Regions from separate parts of the Mus musculus genome. Here region 2 is linked to region 1. The links are chromatin loops, found by intact Hi-C in ENCODE. Cell type or tissue: left cerebral cortex. All regions are shown on one strand. Each heading gives the region's core, and the rest is flanking DNA. Links, peaks and the distances in the headings are about the cores only.

Region 1 (15,439 bases), core at 4,779-12,778:
ATTGCATGTGATTCACTACTTTCATACAGATAGTGTAAGTAGTCCTACATTAGCATCTATCATTCAGCTTAGTTTCTAGTTTCTAGTTTTGCTATCTACCTTCAGGTTAGCTTGGGAATTTACTTGTTAAAGAATGGGTCAGTAAAACAATCAGCTAAGCAGGTATCAGCTAACTAGTGAAGTGTAGCACATGTATATTAGTGGTGAATACACTTTTACTTCTGGTGATCAGGACTGAGGGTTCTTACTGAAGATGTGTAGTTCTCAGATGACGAAGTGAAAAGTTACCTCCGAGGGAAAAGAAAAGGAAAGCAGGATGAGATACTGTGTAGCGTTGCCTGCCATGAGCTCTGCTCTGTGTAGGCTCTCCATACTTTCTTCTGTTTTCTGCTTTGAGGAGTGTAAACCTGCTGCAGCAGCTGCATCTGCGTTTCCTCTACTGTAGTGGCTCTCTGAGTGTGAATCCAGATAAGTGAGGCCATGCTGCAGGACACCACACAGTATTTAATTGTGGTTTCTTTTCTTTTTTCTTGGAGGTGACTTTTCACTTCAAGCCATTTGTGAACTACACATCTTCAGTAAGCACCCTACCCTGTGTTTGTGGACGGTTTGGCCAGGACTCACTGTAACTGAGAGTACAATCAGGAAGTGTAGCATTTTTGCAAATCAGTTGGGGATTTGATGGCAGCTGTCTCACCATGCAACCTAGGCTGGCCTCAAATTGGCAATCCTCCTGTCTCAGTCTCCTAAATTCTGGGATTATAGGTTGTATGCCAGCACATCTGGCTTCCATTGTGCATTAAGTTCTGCTCAGACATTAATTCCATTGGCCTGAGTAATTAAACCATGAAGTCTTATAGTCATATGATATTTTAAAAATAACAGAAAGAGAAGCCTTCCTTCCAGCAATGATGCACCCTGTGATGATGCACACAGAATGCTGATACTGCTGAAAGTCTGAAGAGTAATGCCTTTACTCCGAAGCTCCGAGGGCACAGCCATCTGAGAGTACCATCTAGGATGCCTGTGAATGTGATGGGCAGGAAACGTGGCTCAAGCTGGGCTAGGCATAAGCAGCCACATTCTCTCACAGACAAGTGGTTCCTAGAAGGGTGGACTCTTGGCTTGGTGATTGATGTTAGCAAGGGCTCTAGTTATTCCCACCCTCCACTTCACTCAGAGCTTGGGAAAGTTGGGTCTCTGGGTCCCAGCAACATGGACATAGAGAGACATATGGGTTGTGTCCTGAGCAGATACATCTGTACTGCAAACTTCTCAAGCCATCTTCCCTCATAACTTCTAATGCTGAGTTGTCCCTTTCCCCATTTTAAAACTAGTGACTGCCTGAAAAATGATGACCCCACTGTTGGGTACTTAGCCACCATGACAAACCTCAGGGGACAGATTTCTAGTACATTTCTAGTAGCCATAGTTTTATAAGTAATTAAATTTTCAGCAGTGTGTTTTTAACCCCATGTATTAGTTACTTCTCACTTTGCTGTGCTAAAATCTGACAAAAACAGCTTAAGAATGGAGGCTCAGGGTCTGAGGGAGCAGTCTCTTGAGGTGGCTGCAGCTGTGGCAACAGGAGTGAGTGTAAGATATCTGGTCATTTGTATCCATGGTCAGGGAGCAGAGAGGCCAACACCAGCATAGCTCCCCTGCCCCCAGCAAGATAGTACCTCCCACATTCAGGGTGTGTCTTCCCTCCTCATTCAACCTCTCTGCAGACACCTGGACAGATGTGTAATGCTGTGTCTCCTATGTGACAACAGATTGACTTGTGAAGGATAATCAGCACCCCAGTAAATCAGAATGCCACTTACCATGTAACCAGCGTTGAAGATTGTTGAGATCAAGGCCTCCTTTCACACCTGAGCTATGGTTGGATTTTTTTTTACCTGTCCCAAGTTTCACATGGCCACGTTTCACAGACCATTCTGTTTCAATAGTCACTTCTGTGTCTGAGAGTACAGACGCATAGGCTGAAACCCAAGAACACAGGGGTGAGTCCCTGTCTGTCTTCACATTCATCCTTCACACTTACGGGGATCTGTGTTCTTGCCTTTGTGTCTTCCCTGGGCTTTTCCTTCTGTCTGGCCCGTTCTGTCCTGGCTCATAGAGGAACTTTAATTTAAATTTTGTTATATTCATCACATCCAACCAAGCCATTATTCCGGGCTATCCTCAAACTTGTGAGTATAAGTAAGAATCTTCTGTCTTTTTTAAGCCAAATTTGTGTTTTAATTTCTTTTCCATCTTTTATTTTCTGTGTATGTGTGTTTGCCCCCAATGTGCATCATGCCTGTGGAAGTCAAAAAAGACATCAAATGACCTGGAACTGGAGTTAATGAATGCTTGTAAACTACCCTGTGGGTGCTGGAAACCAACCAACGTCCTCCACCAGAGTAAGGAGTACCCCTGACCCATCTATCTGACACTCTTCTGTAATTTTTACATTAGCCCGTGGGCTCACTCACCAAACCATTTCCCGTTTTCTCTCTCATGGTTATCTTCTTGAGGTTTTTTTCTTGTTCCTAGGCATTTTGGAGGCATTCAGTTCATGTTTATAGGAAGGAAGTAAATTGGATTCCTAAGAAAACTAGGGGAGCTTGGTTTTGCAGAATATCTAAAATAAAATGGATATGAGAGTGTTCAACCTATAAGCATTCTTTTCTGATGACTCTAGATAGACTTTTTTAATGTAAAGATTATAATAATTCCACATGTTGAAGTAACTCTACTCAGGGATTACATGCCTTTTAGTGGCTCTCCTGGGCTATTTACAGACTTTAGGTTTTGGGTTTTTTGTTTTGTTTTTTGTTTTTTGGTTTTTTTTGTTTTGTTTTTTTGTTTTGTTTTGTTTGTTTTGCCTATCATTCATATGCATTTGTCTTTCTTGGTGTCTGAATTACTTGGTTTAAATACTGGGGCCATGTCTTAGTTCTAGCCTCTGCCCAATGGGACACTGGGCAGTATGACTTAAGACTGTGTTCCTAGAATCTTAATGATGCCAAGCATCCTACACTTCAGCAACAGTTGATTAAGACAAATACAACTCTTTATCAATATAAAATATAGTTCAGTGGCATTGCAGCATACGAGATCCCAGTGATCATCAGAGGGAGCCTCGACAGGTTCTGCATTCATGATGTCACTAGCAGAGAATAAGCATTAACCTTTGGCCCCTTTGGCAGGTCTGTATTGATCAGTCAGTGCTACATGTCATGGGGAGGCCATGCTTGTTGTCACTGTCCCTGTCAGGTTCTGGAGCTACCAGAGCAAAGACTTTGGAAAATAATTAACTTGAGTATTTCTTAGTTTTTAATGAACTGGGACATGAATGGAGATGCATTTAAAAGACAAGTGAGTATATGGTTTATTTTGAAAAAATGCTTCAATATTTTTGATTCTTACATTTCAGAATATTTTCTCCATCCAATATGTATCTCATTGTAGAAATAAAATTTCTTTTGTTGATGTTTAATATATGAAATTTTGATTTTATACAAATATAACAGTTAAGGAAGTCCATAGCTTTAAAACTATCTCACTTCAGGATGCATCACCAGAAACTACTTTTCAATATAGTTATTACATGTTGGTGTACTAGATCAGGAATCAGTATACATGACCCATGGCCAAGTTCATTCTGCTACCCAAATTACAAATGTCTTTAACACTTTAAAGTGGCTGGAAATAAAATTTCATGATGTGAAAATTATGTGGAATTCAAGCTTCGTGCTCATAAATATATTTATGGGGACAGACCTAGTGCTGTTTATGTTGGTCTTGCCTTTGACCACTTCCCTACCCCAAGGCAGAGATAAGGAATTCTAAGAGGCCTAAGAGGTCTTGCATCCTGTAGAACCTTCTGTATTGATTTCCTACCCCTTTGTAGAAAAGCGGGTTCAACCATAGACTTTAAAAAAAAAAAAAAAAAAACTTTAAAAAAGCATTTAGCTTTTGAGTCTTGTGTCAGCTGTTCTGTTATGTTAAACGTGGCCAGAGCTCATTCTTGGAGTGTGAGCCAGTGCCCTGGGAATACTACCTGTGTGATAGCTAGCACAGTAGACTTGACTGTGGACTCTGGATTTATTTACTCACAGAGGAAACTAATTTTATCCCTCTAAAGAAATAATAAACAACTCTGTCTTCATCAGTATTCATCAGAGCAATGAAAGAGAGTTTGCCTGTAGCAAAGGTTACTTCTGTCTCCTTGCTGAAATTCCATTTAGAAATGCTTCATAGCTGGACTTCTTTGTAAGTAATACAAGCTATTCAGTTGTTTCTATAGTGACCTTTTATTTCAGATGCTTAAGCAGTTTCTAGAAGCAACAGCGAGCTGTAGGGAAAGTTTGGGAAGAGAAAATATTCTGCACTCTATAACTGACTCATAATTTCCCTTCTGCATGATACAGCATGGCTACATCTCTAAGAGGTTATATACATCCAGTGGTATTGTGCACATGAGTGACTTATAAATTTGAGCTGTAAAATTATTTTGGACTATAGTCAGAATCCATGAACCTGCTCATTGCTTTCTTCTCCCACTACCCCTTCCCCTGGGATGAGAAAGAAAAATGAAATAAAACACCAGTTTTTATCAGCAAAATAGATAATAATTTATGTATAAAAACTTATTTTCTCAACTCCACTATGAAAAAGACTGAGTGTAGCTGTCTTATGTAGCTCCAGGAGCTGTGGCTTCATCTTTCCCACAGCTTATGTCTACAAAGGTGATTTGCACTCACAATTTCAGACCAGCGGACGTTCCCTAGAGTTCCGAATACGTTTGGCCAATTTTGGAGCTGCATAACACCCCATACCTGTAATTCCTTAATTCTAGTTAAGTATTCTAATTATTAATGTCCCCTCTAATTAAAAAAAAATGAGTAAGAACTTAGGGTTCTTAACCATTTCTATCTGCATGTAAGATGTTATTCAAAGATTTTTTTAAAAAACCTTTGTGAACAGTTCACATTGGTATATTATTAAACCAATAAATGCCATGTATGTATAATTGGCTAAAAGGATGTGAAATCTAGAGTAGAGAACTGTATAGTCTTTTTAAAAGACACAATCAACGGAATATAGTTCCCTCTGCCAAAGATTTGAGAGCATTACTGCTCACTGGAGGTCACATTTACAACCTAATTTTGCTTTCCTAGTAAAATTGGATTATGCAGTGTGCATGATTTAGTCCACTGTTTTAAAGTTGAAAACCAGAAACCTTCTCTCCCTTTGAAATACACCTCCAATTAAGTCATGCCTCTTTGTCCTTGTCCAAAATTCCTCTTTGAACAAACCTTATATATACTGTATATATATATATATATATACTTATATATACTTATACTGCTTATATTTCAGAATCTGAGTACTGTACTTCCACGGCTGATTGCTATTTGGCTGGCTCTCTTTATGTGCTGGCAAGCATTGCCTTTTCAAATCACACATTTTAAAATAATCTTTAGTTCATTGGAACTTCTTTTGCATCCTCCGATGGAAACTACTTTATACCATTTAAGTCCCCAAATATTTAACATAGGTAAATTAAATTATAAGCACAAGGTGGCAATGAAAGATGCCATCTATTATTCTTTGTAGATAAGACAGGAGTATGTCACCAGCAAACCTAGGTCATATTGCTTCTGTTTGGTAAGCAGGGTCATCGCTCGACCAACATGAGATCAAACGGTAGCATCTGTGCTCAGTGGAACAGGGTGTGCTTAGCATGCATGAGGCACCGTGTTTAGTCTCCAACACTGAGCAAGCAAAAGGACTCACTCTCAACTTTTTTTTAAAGATTTATTTGTTTATCATGTATACAGTATTCTGCCTTCATGTATGCCTGCACGCCAAAAGAGGGTGCCAGATCCCATTACAGATGGTTATGAATCACCACGTGGTTGCTGGGAATTGAACTCAGGACCTCTGAAAGAGCTGTCAGTGCTCTTAACCACTGAGCCATCTCTCCAGCCCTTAATATCCAGTTTTATTGGTTGATTTTTTTTATGCCATGCTAATTATTTTTAAGATCAATTGTGATTTCAAAGATCAATTCAAGAGTTAAATTCTCATGGGAAAACATTCCAAAGTGACGTTGATAATGTTTTACTTTGTTCATTTAGCAATTGTGAACCTTTAGACACCAGTTGTATATACACTACTTTTCTAAATGCTATGAAATATTTCCAATTTTGTAAAAAAAAAAAAAAAAACTCCAAACTAATTATAAAGATAAACATGGGTTATGTGGAAACTCTGCTCAATTTTATTATGAACCTAAAATTACTCTGAAAAGTTTCTTTAAAAAAAAAAACATGGAGAAACAGCAAAGTACATACAGAAAATCATTGGAACCAACTTCAAAGCAACTCACAAACTGTTTAAAATACATAAGTGTTGGAGGTATATGGACTCCAGTTTGGTAAGGGGTAGAAGAATTCACCCATTTAATAATGCTTCTTCTAGGAGTTGACAGAGCAGATATTGGAAGACATATTAAAAGCCATGTGTGGGAACATTATAAGACAAGGTAGAGCATGGAAATTAAAACAAAATTGTGTAGGGTCAGAGACCAAGTTCGCTGGGAGCTCCTGGGCCATGTGCTGTTTGAGATGAAGTCGCTGCATGTAGAAAGCAGCACTGAACGGCACGCAGTTTGTTCTTTGGGGCAGACAGTCTTCATATAGGAGCAAGGGAGAAGCTACTATGGTGGCCATAGCTTGGGCTGGCAGACATACAGAGGAGAAAGGCTTCCTCCTAGTCCCTCCCCAATGGATGCTAATTGCCTTGGTGGCTGTGACTGAGCCTAACATTCCTTCCTTGTTAATGACTAAACATTCTTTAGTTTTGAAAGAACTGAATATCTCAGAATGTGAAAGAATTCCTTTAACTTGATAAAGAACATCTACCAAAAACCCTCTAGGCACTGTTGTCTTCCTAGGGGAAAACTGAATGCTTTCCTCATAACAGTAAGAACAAGGCAGGACTTATTCTACAACCTTATATTTATGATTATAGCCAGTGTGATATGGCAGAGATAGAGAAAATGAGGAAGGAGAGAGAAAGAAAGCTTCTGATCTACATAAGTAGAAACAGATTTCTCTTGATTGCAGTCGACAGGATCCTGTATTAGAAAGATGCTCCTATCTGGACCGGTGAATCCTATGATGGTAAAGGCTGGATGAAGCCACACACTGATATGTAAGACCTCAGAAGCACACAGCAGCACATGGGAATCAATAAGCAAGGAGGCCCAGGACTTGTCTGTGGGAAACAAAGCCATTGCTGAGTGGAATTAAATCTCTAAACAAATGGCGGGCGTTTGATCTCCACAGATTAGAAAATACCTTACTCTTCAGTTGGCACGCTTCCCCAAATTGACACTTTTAGTACAAACTTGACAAAATCCTAGGTGGCTTTATTGGGTACAGACTGTCAAGCTTATCTAAAGGATGCAGGACTGGAACTCAAGCAGGTCAGGAAGCAGGAGCTGATGCAGAGGCCATGAAGGGATGTTCCTTACTGACTTGCTTCCCCCTGCTTGCTCAGCCTGCTCTTTTATAGAACCCAAAGACTACCAGCGCAGGGATGGTCCCACCCACAAGGGGCCTTTCCCCTTGATCACTAATTGAGAAAATGCCTTACAGTTGGATCTCATGGAGGCGCATCCCCAACTGAAGCTCCTTTCTCTGTGACAACTCCAGCTTGTGTCAAGTTGACACACAAAACCAGCCAGTACAGCTGGTATACTAGTGTGGTATGACATGGCTACTTTGTTTATTTTGAATGGTGACATCAATTTCTGACACATGAAATGTGGGGATACTCGGTAAATAACTGAAGACTTGCCTTGCGCGATCTCTGAAAACTACAGATAACGGTGTAGATCTGCACTTCTGCCTTCAGAACGAGATGGGAGTAAGCTAGACCCTCAGCTTGTAAGGCCTACTAGCTAAGGAAAGAGAGAATAGAAACAAGGAAAGGATAATGTTTCCTCAAAAATTACAAGTAACAGCAACAACAAAATGCCCAGAATTTTCTAGGCTAATTGTTGTAGTGAAAAGTAGTTTTTGTTTTAATTGTTTTTTGTTTTTGTTTTTTCTTGTGTGTGTGTTGTTGTTGTTGTTTTCCAGTAGAGTCGGGACCGGGCAATTTAAGGTATTATTTTTTTTTAAAAGAAAAGTGTTTAATCGTTTTCTTATCTAAAGTCAATCTCACACAGAACACACAACCTGACCCTGGAACGGCCTCCCCCACTAGGTGGCAAAAGTAAGCTGCAGGAGAGACAGAAGCACCCTGACTTTGAGTCTTTATGGCCACCACTTTGTAACACACTAGCCATTGGGACTAGGGAGTCCAAGCTGCCCTGGATCCTGTCATGTGGAAGGAGAAGAGTGCCAGCATGTGTGTGCACGTGGGGAAATCCGCGTCACCAGGAAGGTATCAGGGGTCCACAGGGGCGAAACACGCAAACCACTTACAGCTGAGTTCTAAGACATCAAATGAAAGCACACAATTCTAAAACATCATACTTTGCTCTAAACATTGATTTTACCGGGAATACTGAAAATTACCATCATCGACGTGTTTGTTCCAAGGTCCTAAGAAGGTGCTATGGAAGACCCCACTTTAACTAGGACAGTGAGTCTCATAGCAGTGACAGGGTGGCTCTCAGAAGTCATTTCTAACCTAGTTCTGTCAGCTGCCAGCCCACCTGGGCTTTTATGAATATAAAAAGTTTTTGTAAGCTTTACCAGTTTCATGGATCTGAGAATATGCTTTCAAAAAGAAACAGCCAGTACAAACTGGAGCTTTTAAAATGTCCTAGTCAGAGGTTGTAGAAGTGGGCAAACAATACTCTTATGTTCATGTTAACATCACTAGCCCTTTCCTGTCCTTTCTCTGCACATGTCCTCTGCATTGTCCTTCTGTCTCTTGCTGTCTCTGAAGGGCAGCAGGCTATGCTTTTGTTCTGGTGTAGACTGTGTTGCTGAGTTGGTGACACCTTCCCTGCAGGCAGCATCCTACAGAACACTTCAAGGGAGACAGCTCAAGTTGAGCCAGCACATTCTATCAGTTTCTACCTCCAAGTACAGGCTCAATACTTGAATTGTTTCAGCTTAACATTTTAATTTAAAAAGCAGGTAGTCATTATACATCATTCAATTACTGGTTGTTCGGTATGCCTCTGTGCAAGGAAAAAAATTAGGAACACTTATTGCTTTTCAAACAAGAGGCAGTATGTTTCGATGTTCTGTGATTGAGTAATTTTAAAATTGTTGGCCATCATTTAGATCAGTTTTATGAAAAGAAGCCCTATTTCATTAATTTTTTTTTCATTTTAGGCTCCTCCATCTATGTAGCTAGTAGAACTCACAACAGAGGCTTCTGTGTCTTCCAGGTATTGAGCCTTGCTCACTGACTTGGAGGATTTAAAATTTGATCGCTCAATAGAGGAGTAAGGATCTGCTCAGCAATGCTGCATTATAAAGCACCTTCAGGTGCCATAGTATTTCATGCCAAGTGATGCATCCTGTAGACTTCACTATGATGTGCCTGTGTCTGCCTACAGTTAAGCTTCTCCTCTTTAAAAAAAGATTTTATTTATTTATTATATGTAAGTACACTGTAGCTGTCTTCAGATCTCATTACAGGTGGTTGTGAGCCACCATGTGGTTGCTGGGATTTGAACTCAGGACCTCCAGAAGAGCAGTCAGTGCTCTTAACCGCTAAGCCATCTCATCAGTCCCCAAACTTCTTCTTCAAGGTAGTTGCTTAACACCTCAAACTGTATTGTTGCAGCTCTTGCTGCTAACTGGGAGATTAATCGTTTCTGTTGTTTCCTTTTAAAAGATTACATTGTAGCAGGTTTTTTTTCTACTTCAGTAACTACTCAAGTAAGAATAATCCAGAGTAAAAGATAACACAAAAGCTAAGTCATGCAATAACTTTTTATTAAATTCCTTGCGTGTACACTGTGAGGATATGTATGTATATGGGTCTGAAGTCTCTCTTTGTCATAGGTCAAGACAGTTCATTTGTGTTACAGATTTTCTTCGGTTTACAATGTTTGATCTTAAACACAGCATTCTACCTCTGAAGCACGAACCATAAAGTTTCCAATTTGAAGAAAAATATTTACAAGTTAGTTAATTTAGGTTATCTTTGAACCCCACTGGAGAAGACTCAAGGCTGGTCTCCAGAGTCTTCCTTTTAGACATCCCATCAGTGGCCAGCAGAACAAGAAGCTTCCGTCTTGTTCCTTTGTGGGATAATAGGTACTTTCCCATCATTAGTTAATCCTAGAGACAAACAACAAATAACTGGAAATATCTTAGTTTACATTTATATTTCTGGTGGCATTTGTGGGCCAAACAGTAATGACATATGGTCTTGGTCAAGGAACAATAATTTCATTAAATAGAGTTTCAGAAATACTTATTAATCTTTATATGCCCCACCCACACCTCCAAGGAAAGCTAAAACTTGTGAATCAAATAAAAGCAAAGAGAAGTCTACAATTCTTCCTTAAGGAACATGGAACCTCACTGTAGACTGCTCAGGGAGGGTGGACCTAAGCCTTTACCTTTAAAGTTTGAAGTTTAAGAATCATTTGGTTTACACACTCTATAGAGGATGTACAGAGAGTTTGTCTAAAAGGCATCTGGAGACTGCTAGGAGCATGAGGCATGATAAAAATTCAATTGACTTTTAAAATTTTAAGACATTGAGTATAAATACACGATTCTGAAATAGATCATACTTTGCCACTAATAGTCATTTTCTTTGTAATTTCATTTAAAAGCATAATATTACTTAAGATGCAATTTGGATACCTAGAATACTGTGTTCTTTGTTTTAGTAAATAAAACTTTAATGAGGATTCAGGACTCTTATTTGGTATCCATCTCACTAAGAGACTTTTGGCAATTTTTAAGAAGGAAAGTTTGCACAAAAGAAGCATTTCCTTATTACCAGCTTTGTTCCTTTGAAGTATATGGCAGCTGACATCTGCCTGAGTGGGTCCTGCAAAGACGTCTATTGTGTATCATTAGTGGTGCAGTAAATTGGTTATTTATGTTTTAAAGTCCAATCATACTGGGATCCTTTGTTTTGCTTTTGAAGATTGCTGTTACAATAAAACAGTTGTGGACTAAGTAAAGTTGTCCTGTTCGTTTAGTGACTGCTTCATTGGAACCTAAAAATTCCCTTTCCACCCACTCATCTCCTTATTATTAGAATGGGAGAAAACTTGTAAATTACCTCAAACGTTATGAAAAAATCACGTAGTGTTTTTATCATTGCTTTAATAGTCACAGGGAAGAAAAACAAAAGCAGAAACTTACAGATTAACCCCAAGCCTGAGCTCAAGTTCATAGAAACATTTGCATGTGCTACAGTTAGACTGCGTTACCTTTCAATAGCTGTATAGTACTTTTCTCTTGTTGCTAACGTTGAAAACACAAGCAGACTATGTATTTAAAAACTCATTTTAGTTAGGCAGTGATGGTACACGCCTTTAATCCCAGCCCTTGGGAGGCAGAGGCAGGCTGTGTGAGTTCAAGGCCAGCTTGATCTACAGATGGAGTTCCAGCACAGCCAAGTCTATACAAAGAACCCTCATTCCAACAAACAAACAAACAAATGAAAAATAAAACAAACCACCTTTAAAAAAAAAAACTCATCATTTTAGTGCTGCTGTTTAAATTTTATGCAAGTTTTTAAAAATAGATGGCTATACAATTTTTTATTATTTCCGGCAGAAACAATCATATTTTTGTATCTAAAGATTGTATATTATATACTATTGCCTAATATGAATATTTAACTGAAGAAATACAAATAGCTAAAATGTTCTATTTAGCAACTAAACATCCTTCATACTACCTGAGTTGTGGGCTGACAGAGAATGGAGTTCATGTTTTTATCTTTAATAACATTTTTTAACACACACACACCACATGTACACAGGACACAGTATAATGAGAGTCAGTATTGGCTCCCTCTGAATTCCCTGAGAAAAATGCAGAATTACTAAGATAAAGACAAGGAGCTCTGTTTGCACACAGTTCAAAAAAAGTCTTTTTCTGTCTAGATAAAGGTGTTTTCTTTCTAATTGAAGCTATTCTCTGCCCCATGCTCAAAGCCCATCTCCTGGGAAAATCTTTTTACTGTTGGGATTTGGTTTCCCAGAAATCTCCCATTATCTTCTTCAGTGGCTCCTTTTCCTTTATCCCAACTTTGCTGTCCCTGCCTCTGCCTAGAACTCTAGTACAATTCCCTCTTCCTCAGCTGCCAAACTCATGCCCCTCTTCCTTCTTACTTACTGCAAGATGGGACTGTGTGATTTTCCCCACCACCACCATTGTAACTCTTTTGGCCACAATCTCCGACGTTCTACAAGCTTCCACATACAAGGCCCCTCTTCAACTTCCACTTAAGATTGCTTCTCTCCTTATGACCTTTGGCTCTTTGTCTTCTGTTGATTCCTTTTGTGCTATGTGATAGCCAAGGTTTTGTCCTGGGAGTTTTGGTTCTTTTTGTATATCAACCAGTTTCATGTGCTGCACTGTTAATTACATTTTGATGTCTTCACATCTTTATTTGTATCAACAAAAACCTGTTTCTTTAAAGGAGAGAGGTTGATTTTTTAAAATTGGTTCACATGATTCTGATGAGGCCAGAGTCTATAAAGTAGGCTGGTGTCTGGAAGCAGGTCGAATGGATGCTGTGGTCTTGAGGATTAAGTCTTCAGGGTGAGTCTAGCTTTAGTGTGCCATAGGCTTAATCCTTCCTTTCCAAGAATCCTCAGCTTTCCCTCTGAGAGGCTGTGTGCTGTAAGGAAGGCCTGCCTTTATGGATGCTGATTGGACTAGCTAATTGGAAATGCTAATCACAGCTACAGGGTGCTTTCACAGGAACATCTAGACCAGCCTCTGGCTGAGCAGGCTGGCCACCAGAGCCTAGCCAAGTTGACACAAAAATTAACTGTCACACTCCCTTACCAGGTACAGGATTAGATTTTATGGGATCACTGGAAACCATGGAGGCTAAGACTTGATTCTTTGATCTTATATTTAGCAAGCTGACTTGCTTTGGGCATATTTCTTTTTTTTTAAACTTTTATAGATGTTTTAAATTAATAGAATTATATTCTTCTCCCTTGCTTTTCTTCCCTCCCACTTACTCTCTCAAGAAACCCAGTTTCACGCCCCCAATACCCTCAAGTTGTTGCCTTCTTTTCCTTTGATTATATTTGTTCATACACACATACACATATGTATGTGTGCACAATTATATGTTACCTGGATGAACTGTAGATGAACTGTAGGTGACAACATGGCACTAATATTTGCCTAATTTCCCCAGAAACAGGACAGTCTGTGGCTGGGTAGCTCAGCTGAAGGTCTCTTTAATGTAGATCACTAGAAGGTTAACTGAAGCTGACATGATTTCCAAATGGCAGATTTATAAACACAGTGTGTCTTTCTTTAGTCCTTGATGAATCAATATGTTGTATTGCCATTTATGGTAAGTATATTGGTATCATTACTGTTCCCTATGTTTAGTGAACCAGGTTTTAGATATTTGAAAAAATACCTTTTATAGTTTGATAAAGCAAGCAGAATGGTTTATTTACTTGTGAAAAAAGTTCTTACTTTACTTTTTTTTAAATTGGTCATGTAATTTTGATGATAAATACGCAAGTGTTCTGCTTTGCTGTTCTATTATAAAATTGAGTGGTCTGGGAATTATAGAAGTATCGGGGAGAATACTCATGATTTTTGTAATGTTTGATATAACACACTTATTGCTAATCTGTTTATACTTGTACACTCAATACTTGAAAACTTAAGCAGCCTCTGACTGTGGTTGCATATGCTTGTAATCCCAGTACTTAGGAGACAGAGGCAGGAAGTTCAGGAATTCTAGAGGACCCTTGGCTCTTGTAACAAGTTCAAAACCAGCCTGGCCTCCGTGTGACACAGTCTTGAAAGCAAAGTAAAACAACTTAAGAAGATGTTTGTGGATGCAAGTAACAATCCTGTTGTAGTCATTAGGGGTAGTGCATAGCTAGTGGATACAAGTACTAACCAAGTCATGGGCATTAAGGACTAGTGCATAGCTAGTGGCTTATACAGTACGCTTCTCAACTGTAATTACCACCTTTGCATCATCTTTCTTAATGAAGATGGCCTTTCCCAATCATAAGTTGCCAACAATTGAATATTAATCTATATTTGTTATAATTCATCAATATGAAATCCTTTAATTACTTAGACTTAACTTAGACAAAATGTATCAAGGTATAATTAATCTTTTTACATTTATTTTATGATTTTTTTTGTATATGGGTATTTTGCCTGCATAGCCACATGTATGCCTAATGCCCATGGAGAGCAGAGCAGTTCATTGGGTACCCTGGGACTGAAATTACAGATGGTTGTGAACTGCCATGTGCGTACTCGAACTCAAACCTGGGTCTTTTGCAAGAGCAACATTGAGCCAGCTCTTAGACCCATGGGGTAGGTTTTAAATCTGAACCTCCGATGAACTCTGAGTCTGTGTTCTGGTTGCACATGGCCTGAAAGCTTTGAAATATCTGTGATCCCTGCTTCTCTACCTCAGCTCAACATCATAGACTGTCACATTCCTCTGCAGGTGTGTAAGTTAGTTATCAGTGAAACTGTTAATGCTGTTTGTTAACCAGACTTGTGTCACACTGTAGTAATTTTAATGTATCTAGTTACAGTTCACATGCCTTAGATTTTATTATTATTCTAGCTAATTCTTAAAACCTCACTATGAGCTATGTCTTAGGGTTTTTGTTTTTTGTTTTTGTTTTTGTTTTTGATAGAGTATAGAACTGTTGCACTTTTATTTTGATTGACAAATATGGAAAACTTTGGCACTCAATCAACTAGCAAGATTTAACTAATTTTATGATAGCCTTTGACATTTGCCAAGGGCAGATGAATAAATTCTAATGTTCTGTGTTTTATACGGAATTACCAGTGACAGAAGTGAAAATATCAGTTTGGGAAAACATTATCCGTGCTTACAGTCTACAATCACAAATGTGGACTAGGGCAGGACAGGGAGTGAGGAGGGAGATGCTGTTGACTGGGAAATGTCTATTCCATCCCAGAGACACATCTGCCCCACCACCACCACCTTAATACTCAGTTTTATTCAATGCTATTTAGTTGTGTCCCAAAATGTGTGGTACAGATATTAAATTCCAGTACATACAGATGTCAATAACCATTTACAGAGAAATGGAAAGGGTTTTCTCTGATAATGTCACACCTGCCCACAGACAGGACTTGGTTATATGTGCTCATTACATGTCCCTGTCTAAGCTATTCTCCACTAATCTCCAACTGACCCTGATGCCTGGCAGGCAGACATCTGTGTGCTCTATGCC
Region 2 (15,439 bases), core at 4,218-12,217, 170 kb after region 1:
CCAAACCCTTACTTACAGCAATTGATTCCAGCACAATATCCAGAGTACAATAAAACAATTTGGATTTATGAACCATGTTGTATATGTACATACACATACAAAATTAAATGCCACCCCAAATATATGTGGTCTTTGTCTTCAGCTCCCAGCAAAGAGCTCCTAGAAGTCAAGAGTTTGTGATGTGGCAAGAGCTTGTCTTCTTATGCACAAGGTGCCTCTTTCAATCATATCTGAATTTCTGCTAATGGAGATTAGGTGCTTACAGAGTTTGGTGGTTTCTCTTAGGGGCGAAGGGAATTTTAACTACCATGCTACTCTGGGGGAGAGAATCCACCTGCAGTGGCCAATGATTTGATTCAACAAACCTCCATTACAAAAGTCTGGATAGATCATATTTATTTTATTGACTGATTGATTTGATACAGTCTCTCTCCGTGTAGACAGTCAAGTCCTGGAACTTGCTATATAAACTGGGCTGGCTTCAAATTCACAGAGCTCCTCCTGCCTTTGCCTCCTCAGTGGCTGGAAGTCAAGAAGGGCCCCACTCCACCCAGCTGCTCAAAATCTCTTGCTCTGATGATGAAGGTTTATCATCCTTACCACTCTGGAGGTGGAGGCCTGAGGACCAGAAGGCCAGGGCCAGCCTTGACTGTATAGCAAGTTCCAGAAGGAACTGAGGCAGAAGAACGTTAAGACAAAGGCCCAGACCATTTGGTCAGGGATTAGCAAAGTAGGATATGAGTTCAAACTGACAGTAGATGCTAAGCTTATTGAGAATGCAATAGGAGTATTTCAATCTGAGTGGTTTAATAAGAGAGGAGTCAGACTGAGGGTTAGCTCAGTAATAGGTACATGCCTCCACATGGGATGTCCTGAGTGCCATTCCCAGCACTGTAAAATTGAAGTAACAGAAATCTACCCCTTTATAAGTGTGGAAGCTGACCACCTGGAATCAAAGTTTTAGTGGGGTTGGCTCTTTATGCTAAGGGAGACTCCTACACACCCTTCTCCTAGCCCCTAGAACTTGGTGTAAAAGTTAAGTGTCACTGTCTCTGCCTCTGTGTCACTTTTCCCTACTCCTCCCTACCACTCCAGGTTGGCCTTGAACTCACTATGAAGTAGAGATTGGTCTTGAATTTCTGATCCTTCTGACTCCACTGGAGATTGTAGGTGTGTACCATGTCCTGTTTGATGCTGAGATAGGGACAGTACCCATGTTTTTTTGTTTTTTATATACCAGGCAAGCACCATAAGCACCATTGGGTCACACCCCTCACCTTCCAAGGTCCTTTTGGTAAGGATACCAATGACCGAATTTAGGGCCACTCGGATCAAAACTGTCTCATCTTGGTTTCATCTGAAGATGCCCTATTTCCTCATATGGGAATTTCTAAAACTTCACTGCATCCTTTCAGAGGACATGTTTCAGTTTGTTTCTGCACAGCAACTCTTCAGGATGCTGTGCAGCTGACACACATAACTTGCCCATGATGGGCCAGGATGACCACCCGCTCAGTAGCCATCTGGACCACTCAGGTCCTGGATGGGATGAATGGGCTTAAGAGTGCAGCTCTTAGTGGGGAGGTGGGGTGCTGGGATGAAGGGGCTCTTCCCTAGGGGGATGGGAGGCCTGAGGTGGAGCCTAGGTGGACCACCCAGGATGCATGAGCAAGGGATGGGGACATTTTTCTTGGTTGCTAGGCACATACATCTTCCCAGCAGCATGGTTTCAATCACCTTGACAGCAAAACCTCAAGCTTTGAATCTGGGCTGACAATGCTTTGTTTTTCTTGCTAATCAAAGAATCTAGCTTTTGGCTCATGGTAACAAAGATTTCAACAGCCACAGCTAAAAAGGTTGTTAGGTGCTCCTTCCTGGAAGTAAGGCATTATGTTAAGCTCTCCATGGAAACAGAGCAAGGTAAACGAGAAATGACCTGGGAAGAAAGGCTTTCTGGAAGGAGGGGTCATGTGTCTTTCAGCATCTTCAGAGAGACAAGCCATGAAATGTTTGCCAACCCTAAATAACTGTAAACCCAGGAAGAGTTAAGAGTACGTAGGAGCTGAACTGAGGCCTCAGACTGTCTTGGCATTCTCTGGAGGGCAGGCACATCCATCTTGATCTGGGTCCTGGCTTTAGCAGCTCTTGGCCTCTGGCGAGTTTAATGCTTCAAGGATCAGATAGGAACTCATTGCTGTGAACAGATTGATAGAAGCTGGTCCCATTTCATGTTTTGTCACACAAAGAGAATGTATTTGAGCTACCATGTTTCCATTTGATGACTCCTGAACTGTATTTTGTTTTCCCCCAGGGTTATCATGAAACATTGCCTGCACATTTAAGCAGTTTTTGCTTCTGAGGCCAAGAAAGCAAAATTGCCAGAGAACAACAGCTTCCAGGTTTCACTTAGCAAGAAAATGTCCTTTGCTGTTTTAGCAATGGATTCAGTTACTAGAAACCCTAGTGGAAGATTAAACACACCGTGTGCTATCTGTTAACACTGCTCTTCACCTTGTGCTGCCCCCCCTCCCCCCCAGGGCTGGCCACACAGTCTCTTATTCTTAGGACAAACTAAATTTTCTGCAGTGTGACTCAGGCTAGGGTTCAGGCAGGGTGGCATTGTTTCTAGTTGGGTTTCACCTTGGGAGAGGAAATTCTTCTGAATGACAAGTTGTCATTATGACCTGCTGAGGCTCTCTCAGCTGTGTCCAAGCTGAGTCTCTGCATATCTTCTTATTCTCTTACTGCCACCCTTGGATCTGTCTTGCCCTTCTCCTACCTGGGTCTGACTATTTCACAGCTTCTAAGTCTATAATCACAGTGTCAAACTCCTTCTCCATGCCCAGCTACAGGCCAGTGAAGATCACGCTGTAACAAGAATGTCCTTCACTCCTCCCAGTACTGGGGTCTGAACCCAAAGCTGTGTACATGCTAAGGCTGCTCTACCACGGAGCCATGTCTCAATCATTTTCTATGGAGACACAATCTTACTAAGCTGTACAGAATGGCTCTGAACTTGCTCTGAAGCCCAAGCAGTCTTCAATGTTTTTGCTCCTCCTGCGCCAGCCTCTCTTCTATGTAGCTGAGGCTAAAGGCATACATTGTCTGGCCCACCCCAACCTAAGTTTGCTAAAGCTGTGTGGAGTCTGCTTTTTCCACTGAAGATGTGCTGATTCCTTGTGGGTAGCATGCTGCTCTTCAGTCCTGAGAACTGGCAAGTTAAATCTTGTGTAGTTCAGCCCAAGAGCTCTGTCTTCACTGCTCCCCGTCTTATAGTGGGTAGCCATCAGCCTGGCTATTGGAAGCAGCTGCCCAGTAGCTTCTGGCTTCCGGTGTCTCAGGAATCCACAGAATTCTGGTGGATTCCATTAGTTCGATTATTTTGCTTTCTTCCTATATCAAAAGGAGCTTGTTCTCATCCAGGATGCTGGCTATTCTCAAAATAGAATCTCCTTAGAGAGTAGGGGCCATTTTCCCCCTATGTTCTGCTTTAGCCACAATGAATATAATTTAACTTCTGGGACTTCCCTGGGATAGCAGCCAACCCTATGTCGGCTGCCACATTCCCCCACCCCATCTTTCTGAGACCTCACTAGAGTCTGAGGCTTCATGCATGGTGTGTATAAACAAAGGTAGCAGCAATGAAATTAACTGCAAACCATGCACATCCCGGTGCAGATGGCTGGTGGATCGGTTCTGTGGACACACGTGGCCTCTGTACTCCCGACCCCAAATCCTGGCTACTTCTGGCCCTTACAGCTTTGATTTTCCTCACTCATCTCTGTAAGCAGGTACAGTGCAGGCAATAACTCTGGCATAGAAAGGACCTACCTGCTTCCCCAGACCCTGCCGCAGGCCAGCATCAATTTAGAACAATTTCTGCTAGTTGGAAACAATCTGAAAAAGGCCCGCCACTTTTTTCAACTTGGGAAAAACTAGAAAGGTATATATAGCCTTACAAAGAAACAGGATACTTATACACACACACACACACACACACACACACATACACACACAGAAACAGGATACTTACACACACACACACACACACACACACACATACACACACAGAAACAGGATACTTACACACACACACACACACACACACACACACACAGAAACAGGATACTTACTTATACACACACAGAAAACAGGATACTTACACACACACACACACACACAGTGCCTGGCTTTATGGAGTTCCATCATGTCATGCCAATCTTACGTGTTAGAGCAGCAAACCCTGTAGATCAAGAGGATGACAATAGTTGGAATTTATCTTTGTCAGCTTTGAAACTTCTGATTTCTGAGTCTTACTCAATATGATTATCATTAAACTGGTTGAAAAATTAGAAAAGACAGGGCCAGTGCTGGCTAGGGACAGAATTGGGACTCCTCAGGGGTCAGCCTTGAGCCCTGTGGCCCTAGGCACTCATATGAGCCAGCTCTTTTTCTAAAGAGACCACTAGAGTCAGCATTACTTTCAAGGTGAAAGCTGGGTGAAGGGGACATGGGGAATGGGGGTTGGGTGGGGTCTGGGGACAGATAATCAGCCAGCCAGAGCAACAACCTTGCAATGGCTGCAATGATCAATGCAAGTATGGAGGCTTCAGTGGAAGCGATTCCATGCTGAGGAAGTACAACAGAGCCGCACAAATGCACACTAGGAAGGCACTACTAATCTGGTGCCAGGTGAGGAGAACAGCTCGCTCGCGGGGCTCTGTAGTCCTCACCCTGCCTCAACACTGTCCCTTCCAAACTGGATATAACCTTGAGGAAGACAGGTGGACAACTCAAGTGATCCCAGAAATAAGGAAACTAGGATGGGATATGGAAATGAAAGACAAAAAGCTAAACAAATTAGGTTTATTGAACTTGGAGATGGACCATTTTATAAGGGCCAAACCAAACAAAAATAGAAACAGATTAGACTCCAACACATGAAAACAAAATTAAATGTAATGAGGATTCTTGTTGGCTTTAAGGCTGACGAAACAGACTATTAAATTAACAGATTTCTCTAGAATGGTTTTGTATATCCTAGCCTAAGTGGGAAAAGACCTAGATAACTTGAAAATAGCTGACCTACACAACATTGTTAGAACATTACTTCAAGTGCTTATTTAAACCCATAATTGAAAATCAAGCAGCAGGTGGTAAATTCAGTCTTACACTGCCTCAAGGCATGGTTGGTTGTCATTCCTAATGAGAAGTCCAAACGCATAATAAAGATCAGCAGTGAGCCAGGCCCCTTCCAGAATGTGAGATCCCTGAACAGAGACACCCACACTAATACAGGCAGTGGGGTAACAGAAGACACCCACACTAATACAGGCAGTGGGGTAACAGAGACACCCACACTAATACAGGCAGTGGGGTAACAGAGACAACCACACTAATACAGGCAGTGGAGTAAGAGACGCCCACACTAATACAGGCAGTGGGATAACAGAGACACCCACACTAATACAGGCAGTGGGGTAACAGAGACACCCACACTAATACAGGCAGTGGGATAACAGAGACACCCACACTAATACAGGCAGTGGGGTAACAGAGACAACCACACTAATACAGGCAGTGGGATAACAGAGACACCCACACTAATACAGGCAGTGGGATAACAGAGACACCCACACTAATACAGGCAGTGGAATAACAGAGACAACCACACTAATACAGGCAGTGGGGTAACAGAGACACCCACACTAAAACAGACAGTGGAGTAACAGAGACACCCACACTGATACAGGCAATGGGGTAACAGAGACACACACCCTAATACAGGCAGTGGAGTAACAGAGACACCCACACTAATACAGGCAGTGGGGTTGTTCTCTCTTCCCATTTCTAAACAAGCTCTTGGTGAAGAACCTACTATAGGCAGATGGTGAGACTAGAGATTGGAGTATGCAAAACCCACCCTAATTATGACCCCATTCAAACATTTTCTTTGAGTAAGCAGGATAAGATAGGCAGGGGAAGACCTCAGAATGCTTTGCCTTATAATGAGGTTGATAGCTAATAACCACAAACTCAGTTATGTACGTATTTAATCAGTTCTTTAGAAAACATCCCGATTTGTAAAAGTTGGCTTATTTTAACAGCCTTAAACATTGGTCACTATTTAAAAAAGACATCCTAGAACGAACAAACAGAAGCAATCACATAGTAGTTCATAGTAATTTACAAGAGGATGGTACACATAGATACAGAGGTAGAAATTCACTTTTACAATGTTTCACTAATACACATATACCAAATTCAAGGCACAAAATAGTTTGCTTTACAAAAAAATACTGTAAAAATGTCATTTGCTGTTCTACAATGTGAATAAACTTTTCAAAGAAATCTTTCCACCCTTCCACAACACTCCATATAAGATTTGCTCCCCAAGCTAATTAAAGTTGGCACAAGTACGGGGACTTTTTAATCAGAAATTCCCATTATCTCTGTGGAGCTGCTGTGTCCTGTAGACAAGATCCCCCACTTCCTCCCCTAACACAAGTTTGCAGCTCCGTGAGGAAAGGGCACTTTCTATATGCAGCAAGATTCACAGGTAGAAAATGTACAAACGTGGATTAACCAGGTCTCTAAACATTTAATTTAGTATTTCAGAGACTGAATTTGAAAATCACCCAATATTTAGTCACTGTAAGTTTAAGAAAGAGACTGGTGGCCTTCATTGTGATGCTCAGACTACGCTGATCTCAAACTGACATCAAAAAATCCACAGACACCATAAGCAAGCCACCCAGGCTTGCAGGAGAAGAACCGAGAACACAACAGAGCACTACACTGTCGGTCCTTGAATGCTGGCTGGGCTTCCACGATAATGAATGAATCAATTCTGTGGGGACCCACGTGAAACACACTGTAGTCATCATTTCTAGACTTTATGTTCATTAAAAAAATAATGATGTAACATAGTGTTTGTCTAAATATTGGACTCATTTTTAGGGCCCTGTCTAGAAAAGACCCCATTGGCAAAAACCCAAGCTCACAGTTTTCAAGCACACTAGTCAGTTAATTTACACTTTATTTTTTAAAAAGTTGATTAGAAAAAAAAAAAAAGAGTCGGCATGGGGTTAGAATCCAGACCGTCAGTACTGATTGATGCGCACGGACCACCTATCCTGATAGAAACGGCACTCCGTACAAAAACACTCTTAGATTCCATTTTTTGCTTCATTGTTGTTTGTGGCTTGTTTTCTTTGAGCAATAAAGGGATACATACACTTGTCCGCTCCTAGAAATCGATACATGCACACGACGGCTTCAAAAGGAAGGATGCTGCAAAGGAAAGAGCAGTTAGTAAATGGCAGGCCACATGTTCCCTGGGGTCTGGCAGCAGGCAGGCAGGGCCGGGCCCTCACTCACCTCTTCATGAATGTCACGATGTACATGAGGCGGGGGGTGCAGACCATGGGCTGGTCAGTGAGGATGGCCCTCATAGCCTGCTTCACACAGTAATCAGGCTTCAAGGGGGGCAAAAAGGGCTCAATTTCTTTTCTGAAAATTTACATTCAAAAATGAAATTTAGAATTAACACAGTATAGAAGACTGACAACACTCCAGAATACTGTGACATCAACTGAGGGATGAGATTTTTGGAACACTTTGTTTCTTTTCTGGTATTTTTGTTTTGACTCACGTTTTCCTACTATAAACAAACCCCATTTGTATTATCTAGTAAACCAATTAGGAGAAAAATAAGCAAAAGTAGTTGGCTTTCCTGTAAAAACGAGATCAGGCTGTTGAGATGCCTTAAAAGATAAACTTCAAATGACTCCGATTCTTCTCCTTGACTAGAAAGGTACTTGTTATCATAAACACTAAACTCCAGCAGCAGCACAGCTTGCTGTATTAGGTGTGCCTGAGACAGAGCAGGAGCAACCAAGCAGCACTGTCTAGTGTGAGACTGTCAGGGACCCACCTCTCACAATGCTGGCTGAGGATGTTAAGCTGTATTCTAAGGAGTCTCTGAGGTAAAGGACCACTTTCTAATTCACTGAAACGTCTGCTAAGTACATAACAATGGCACATCTTTTTCCTACCGATTGCTTTTCATAGCTTCCAGACTTTGGGCCTGCCACTATGCTAAGTGGAAAACAGGACCAACGGCTCCTACCCAGAACCAAACTAACACACCAGAAGCACACAGGCATCTGCAAAGGATACTAGGCAGACATAGATTTCAATTCCATTTCTCTCTTCATTTTCCTGTTGGAACTGGAATCAAACCCAGGCCTTGCACATGCTAAGCATATGCCCAATCCTGAGCCACATCCCAGGCCCTAGAGCTAAAGTCTCAGTCTCGACTTACTGCCAGCTGGAGAGTGGGATGACTCAACCATTCTCCGTCCCTAGCTCCACTCATTAAGTCTAAAGAACAGTCCCCAACAAACCAGCAGTCCTGATCATTGTCCTTTGTCTTGCAAATTCACCCAAGCAAGTCTTCACAAGTGTCCCTGCTGAGTCACAGTTATAGTCCTCCAGTAAAACCCAGTGTTGATGTATTTAGATTCTCATATGCCTCCTCCCAAGTGTGAGGGGAATTCCACTTCACTGTTAGTAAATCTAAACATATTTGTCTTAATCAAGTTGAATCTAGCTATACACAATTTCTGGGGGGGAAAAAGCTTTCAAATCTGGAGCGTGACAGTCTCTTTAAGATGACATGTTAATCCTTTGTATGGGTGACATTATTTCATATCCAGATTAAAGTCACATTAAGGACTTTCCGCTGTAACCATCATAACAGTAGAGAAATCAAATGACCATAAGGACAGACACAGCATCTAAGAGAAATCCTGGACATTTGTCGGTCCTCCTTGAAGACGGAGAGAAACCCATTCTGCCAGATATTCTGAAGTAATCCCAGCAAGCTTGAGTCAGCTTGGCTTCAAACCTTCACTTGTGATCTTACACAGCCTTGTCACAAACCTGAATGGGGGAACTACAGGTTAGCTGCCCTTCTCTTTTAGCTAGGTCTCATTTTGTAGCCCTAGTTGGCCTAGAACTCATCTTGTAGACTAGTCTGGTTTTCGACTTGTGACAATTTCCCTGCCCCTGCTCCTGCCCCAAGAAGTGCTATTGATTCCAGATGTGTGCTGCCACACTTGGCTAAAGCAGTTAAAGTGTCTACTGACAGTTCATGTGCAAGACTGGCTGACTGAAGATGAGCTCCACACATCATTCTGATGTTACTCTGTTGTATCAGTAGAAGATGGGTTCCCACTGACCTGATTCGGCAGCCTCTGAACATGCCCGTGTCTACAAGGTAAGGGCAAACCAGAGTTGTTTTAATTCCATCCTTTTCAGCAGCCTTTAGCTCATGGCTCAGAGACTCGTGAAAACCCACAACTCCAAATTTACTGGCACAGTAATCCTGAGCAAAAGAAGAGAGAACAGAAAGGGTTAGTGAGTCTCTGCCTATGTTCCCATCCAATCTGCAGCTTCTTGGTCCTGTCTGGCTAGATGTTTATTATAAAAGGTTATAGGTAAGGAAGCAAAGAGAAGGAAGGTGTCTTAAAGGGTATACATCTCTCTGATGTGGTTCAAAGCAGAAACAACACTTTCCAGGCAATGACAAAAACATAAGAATACTTTTTGCCACATCAACTAAGTATCATGTTTCTTTGGAGGAAATCACTGAAAAGGGCTCTATGACAGCTAAAAGAGTGGAATGAAAAAATGAGGGAGCTTCCCTTTGAAGTGCTTGGAAAATTACAAATGGTCTTTTGTTTAGTGGAGGAGACTGAAAAACCTGTTTGTTTACATTAATGCAAGAAGAACAAAAACAAGTCTAACTGGGGATATAAGCTATTCTGATCCGAAGCTAAAATGGCAATAGTACCACATCTTCTGAACTTGAACTAGAACCTAAGAACATATGATAAGAAATATTTGCAAGAAGTGATGTTTTTAATTTTCTAGAACAATTTTCGGAACAATGTTGTATAATCTGGACAGTTAAGAAGGGATTAAGAAAGCCAGTTCTATACCAGTGCACAGCACCTGCCGCTGGCCATAAGCTCACTTAATGAGCTAGCAGCAGGCAGTTCACTTTTGGCTGGTTGACCAAAAAAGAATGTGAGCCTTTGACCTCACTTATCTATCCTCACTCCATGGGCCCATCTTGACCCTGTATCTTAACCATCAGCAAAGCTGCTAAGGAAAGCGGCCCTGTGAGAACTGTGCTGTCCTGTGTTAGAGGGAAGCACCGTTAGCTGACAAGAATGTGTGGCAGCAGGTCTTCTTGTGATGTGCTCACCGAAAATAAGCTGCATGAATGAGAAAAATGCCTTTGAGCTGACAAACCTCAACTCCAGCAGTGCTGAACAGTCCCAGGGAGCTCGCGACCGTCACAATGTGGCCATGATTAATCTCTAGCATCGTTGGAAGAAAGGCCTTAGTGGTCTGAAAGAAGTAAGATATAGGTTTTAGGACTGATATGTCAACATCTCCTCTAAAACCCAGGATCACAGAACAGTCTCTGCGCCGTAAAAATTACATTTCCCAGTTCATTTAGAAACATCCTACATCTATCAAAAGGAGACGCTCCTTTAAGTGTCTGGTTAACTTAGCACCGTATCATTGCCCCGCTGGGCCTATTATAAGCCGTGACCAACAAAGCTGTAACCCAAGAGAGTCGAGTGTCCAGATATGAAAAGAAAGTCATTAGGAGAAGGCTCTTTATCACTTTTCAAGCGACAGCGGCAGACGAATCCGAACCACTGCTGGATCAGAGGCCTTTTTCTGCTCATGCCATGACTTAGCTATGTTCTGGTCTGTGAGCAACCGCCAGTCTACCTACCAGCAGGCGCCCCACAGTGTTGATTTCTTCATGGCAATGTTTCCATGGTGACACTCCCATGAATGAAGAGCCATCCTTGTAGTCTGACTTGGCACCCAAGGTTTACAGTCAAAGTGGACTAGCAGGAGGTAAGGTATTTTAGAACATAAAACTTATAAAGCACAGACCACCATTTCAGTGAAATATTAGTGCCAGGCTGTAAATGTGGTACTGTTGGGTACCTGGGCACTCTGGGGGATCACACTCCAAGTCTATCCGCTCAGGGTGGCAGAGTCAAGGGTGGCACAGGCTTCTTACTAAACTCCTGTCTCTTCAAGACACAGGACTTTATTTAAACAAAAATCCTTTGAATTGCTTAAGATGATTTATAAACCATCCCAGCAGGCTCCCAACAGTTTTATAACCTGCTTCTTAAAAGAAAGCAGCAAAGAGCAATCTGTCTACTGTTGAGCTGTGGTCTATTGCCAATGCTGGTCCCTAGGATTTATGAAGTTAAAAGACAAAACACTACACAGCCTACTTGAAGAAGAACTGCGTTCCATTTCAGACACTTTCCTGGCGAAAGTATCAACCCTGAGCATAGATTTCTCATGTTTGGATAACTCGTGTGTACAAGATCGAAAGCAGTGGTGCTGTTAATTCTGAAGCTTCCCACACTTGAGTTCATGGAGCCGTTGCCAAATGAGTGTCGGTCAAGCATCTCAAGGTCTTCCCCAGCCTGTCTCTCGAACTGTCACAGAGCACCCCATCCCGCTTGGAACCCATGCCCAACTCATTCTCAGCTGCCCTTGCCCCTGTCTACATAAACCAACACATAATATTCATTACTTATTTATTTAGTTTTAAAGACTTTATATCCCTGGAATCTCTAATAATGTCTTTAATAATTTTTAAAATACAGATAATTCTTTCTGGAAGATATTTTCATCTTTGTGTATGTGCTATCAGAGATTGAAACCAGAGCACTATATAGCATGCACATCACTCAAGTACAGCCAGGCCATGCTTTCTAAAAGTATTCTAGACCAGCTTAACTTTATTTCATTTTCTCAAAGTGGTAGTTTATATCGTTCACTTTAACATATCATTATATATTTTAGTATTTTGATTCTGCTTGTTTTATAGTTACTTGTCTGACTGTCCCAACAAGCCCAGAGACATCTATCAGTCAGCCTTGCACATACTGGGGTTGACCCTCTCATACTGCACAGGGCCAGCACACAACTGCTGTCGGAAACATCAACATTTTGGTTCCATTGTGTTTCTTTGTAAATAGGAGCAGGGCAGTTATGATTCTAATACTACTTTGCTCAGTCTGATACCTCAAAAGAACTTCAGGTCATTTATAGGCTCTAAAATTTACATGTGGTTGCTATGTCATAGAGCTGAAATAAAGTAGTTTTAGAGGAGCATATACATTCCAAACTAAGGTAGAAAATAGTATAAAGTCTTAAGAGTTCTACATCTTCTAAATATCTAGTTAAGATTAGTATTTATAGATTAGATTTAAAAAAAAGCCTAAGCTTGTATTTCTGCTTTGCTCATTTAAAAACTTTATATACGTGTGAATGTTCTCTGTATGTATACATGGGCGTCAGTGAAGGGGTGGTTAAGGTGCACAGCGTGCACACAGAGGCCAGAGGTCATCATCAGGTGTCATCCTCTATTGCTTTTCCATCTTTGTGTTTGAGACAGGGCCTCTTACTTACCCAGATCTTACTGACTGGCTACAGGCTGAATGGTGAACTCCATCCATGTCCCTGTACCCTAACAGCAGCAGATTCACACCACTGTAGTTGACCTTTAGGAGGGTGCTGGGGACCCAAACCCAAAACCTACGCTTGCACAGCAAGCACTTGCCAACTGATCATTTCCCCAGCTCCAGGAAAATGTATTCTTCATGTTCATCTGAGGTCACTTCCAAGGATTTATGAGCCTACCAATAAACTCACTGTAAGTTGAAAGGACATTTGCTATACCATATCTACTGAACACTCCTGCTTATCTTAGCTCACTTCTAGTGTGCTCAGAGCACGTGTGTCAGCTGGGCACAGGGGCAGAGCAATTACAAAGATCAGAATTCAAGGCACAGTTCCTTCTGAACATATTATCATTTCAAATCATCAGAAGTAAAAGGAGCCTAAGTCAGACCATTCTGAGCTAGAGGGATTGTCTATATTAAGTTTGCCTAGTGTTGAAAGACACTAGGAAAGGGATAAATTTAGTGCCCTTTTAACTTTTTGTTTTAGAAGTTCTTACTGTAGTACTGTACAAGGACTTGGCATTATATTCTACGAAACTGTACACAGTCAAAAACATCAGGAAAATCTCAATCAGATCCTCTTGTTTAAGCGGCTATGGTGGGCTGCAGACTGAAGACCTAGATACCAGAGGTGAGATTCAGACAAGGATCATGAACTAGGATCCTGTCTACAGGATAAACAACTACCCCAGGCCCCCAGCACAGACCAAAGGCAGGTGACAGCATATTGACAAATTTGTAACTAGGTTTCAACTATAATTTGTTGCAAAGTTCTGAATCTGATTAATGTTCTTTCCTCCTTTCAGAAAGGAGTCTGGTAAGAGATGGCTCAGTGGTTAAGACTGCTCTTCTGAAGGTCCTGAGTTCAAATCCCAGCAACCACATGGTGGTTCACAACCATCTGTAAAGAGATCTGAAGCCCTCTTCTTGTGTGTCTGAAGACAGTTACAGTGTACTTAGATATAATAATAAATAAATCTTAAAAAAAAAGAAGTCTGGTGACATTAATGTGTCCAAGGAATAAGCATTTCCTCAGCATCTATTATTTGCAGATCCTATGTAATGAACTGGCCAAGCAGCAATTAGTGAGACAGGAATTGATCCCATGCCTGCATTCTGGTCTTTGAGCAGAATTCTATATTTACCTGTGCATCAAATGTAAGCCAGTTAAAAGTTTACCTTGCAAATAAGACAGTTGCTACACAGTATAAAAACAATATGATCTGGGTCTAATTTTGCTCTGGTGTCCCTGGTCCATCCCACCCACCTGCAATGTTGTTCAAAAAGTGAAGCTACATTGTGTTTAAGGGAGGTGGGCAGAAATAAAGCAGTCCAAATATGGCCAGGTAATTAATGTCTTTATGTGTGCACTACAAACACACTATTGGAGAGAATTATTTGAGTGGCTAGTAGTATGATATGGGAGGAGTGTTGTTCAGATATGAACCTTTTTTATTTTAATCTTTAAAGTAACAGCGGGCCAATGTTCAATTTAAAGCATATGCTTTCTTCACCTAACAAGCGCAGAGCTCTGCGTGAGGGAAACGGAATGGGCCTTTGTGTATTTTTTGCTTAGAAAGAGTCCTATTGTAGGTGAAGCTAGAAATCACTACTCCTGATGATGCCCATTACAATCATGCGGTTGTTGACACTAAGAGGTGAAGACACCTGAGGCCACACAGTCAGCCTGTAGGTGTCCTGTCACTTGTATAAAACTCTTACCAGGCCTCCCTTTGCTAAGCAGGGACAACTCAGAGGCAAATCCAATCAGGTGCATTCAGCCTGTGCTCCCGCTGAAGTCAGCACATGTGACTTCGAAATGGTTGTTAACCATTTCCTTGCTGCCTGAATGGATATGGACAATGACATCTTACCTCAAGCAAACTTACCTGAGGAATGAGGCACACTAGTAAATAAACTTTGTAAGAAACTCTAACTTTGTAAGAAAACTACTGAAAATGGGTGACTAGAAAACATGTCTTTCTCAAAAGTAAGCCGACTGGTTTCCCCTTCTAATAGTTCTTGCCCTCTACATTCTGCTAGATGGCACCTGAGATAGCACAGTGTATTCTGTCCTTGACACAGCTTGACAGCACAAAGAAACCTGGCACTTTGTAATGAATTATTAATGTGCACAAATGTTGTAGCATGTGTGAGGTGGAGACCAGCAAAAGGTGAAGTTCTAGTTGCCATGACACCAGTCAGTTCAAGCTGAGGTTCACTCTCTACCTTTGTCTCAAAGAGTCATTATGGGTACAAACAAGGCAAATCGGGGCCTTATACCTAAGTGACTTCAGGCATGAACCCAAGCGTGTGCTCCCTGTCTGATCTCAGAGAGTCCACTGACCATCAAGCATGTGTTGAGTCATCTGTAGAGACAGAGAATCTAGATGGGTCTTTCAGGCAGTATGGCTGGTTGGACTCGTTAGCTGACTGATGCCCATGGTACCTGATAAGGCTTGCTAAATCCTGACTTAACTTAGACAACTGTTGTCTGCTTCTATCTTCTTGTTTATATGTCCATAAACAAAACCAGGAGCAAATCTAATGTTCCTGCTGGTCCCAGTGGACCACAATACCAACAACTCTTATATGAAACAAGGGAGTTGAGTGTGTTACAGTTGCAAAGATACCAGGTCTGTTTCTGTTTAGTGTTTGTCCACCTCCCCTACCCTAATCCCAAATACACACTCATTTGTAAAAAAATGAAAGCTCTTTAATAATTGGCTCATACCGTAAAGTGTAAAGACAGAGCTTCAATATTCTCTGATTAATTTTATCACAAGCCTCAAATACCACAACTTGTTGGCAGCTAAGGAATTGTGGATGATTAAAAGGAAGGGAAAGAAAGCAATCAA

What was found. A loop is a pair of places that touch in the nucleus more often than their neighbours do. Peaks named below come from ENCODE experiments on the same cell type or tissue, not always from the same donor. Only the 100,000 strongest peaks of a DNase experiment are listed, where the experiment ranks them.
Region 2: a loop joins it to region 1, with 3 times the contacts of the local background. A loop is called at or near these places in 10 of 42 quality-filtered maps.

What each region holds. Positions count from the first base shown.
Region 1 is chr1:16,297,924-16,313,362 of GRCm38, reverse strand. All of the region lies in intron 12 of Stau2 (staufen double-stranded RNA binding protein 2), which reads left to right. It overlaps C130013N14Rik (a long non-coding RNA gene), which reads left to right. Exons shown (of 2, transcript XR_003947751.1): 1 at 1-2,408; 2 at 7,125-15,439. Among named protein-coding and RNA genes, the nearest start is that of C130013N14Rik, 9.1 kb to the left of the region's middle. In left cerebral cortex, for the core only: a CTCF peak has its summit at 8,264 (motif pointing right); a DNase peak (open chromatin) is centred at 8,318.
Region 2 is chr1:16,123,148-16,138,586 of GRCm38, reverse strand. It overlaps Rdh10 (retinol dehydrogenase 10 (all-trans)), which reads right to left. Exons shown (of 6, transcript NM_133832.3): 3 at 10,324-10,422; 4 at 9,246-9,391; 5 at 7,381-7,512; 6 at 6,037-7,293. The coding sequence ends at 7,170. Among named protein-coding and RNA genes, the nearest start is that of Rdh10, 25 kb to the right of the region's middle. In left cerebral cortex, for the core only: no CTCF peak of the experiment used is centred there; a DNase peak (open chromatin) is centred at 8,301.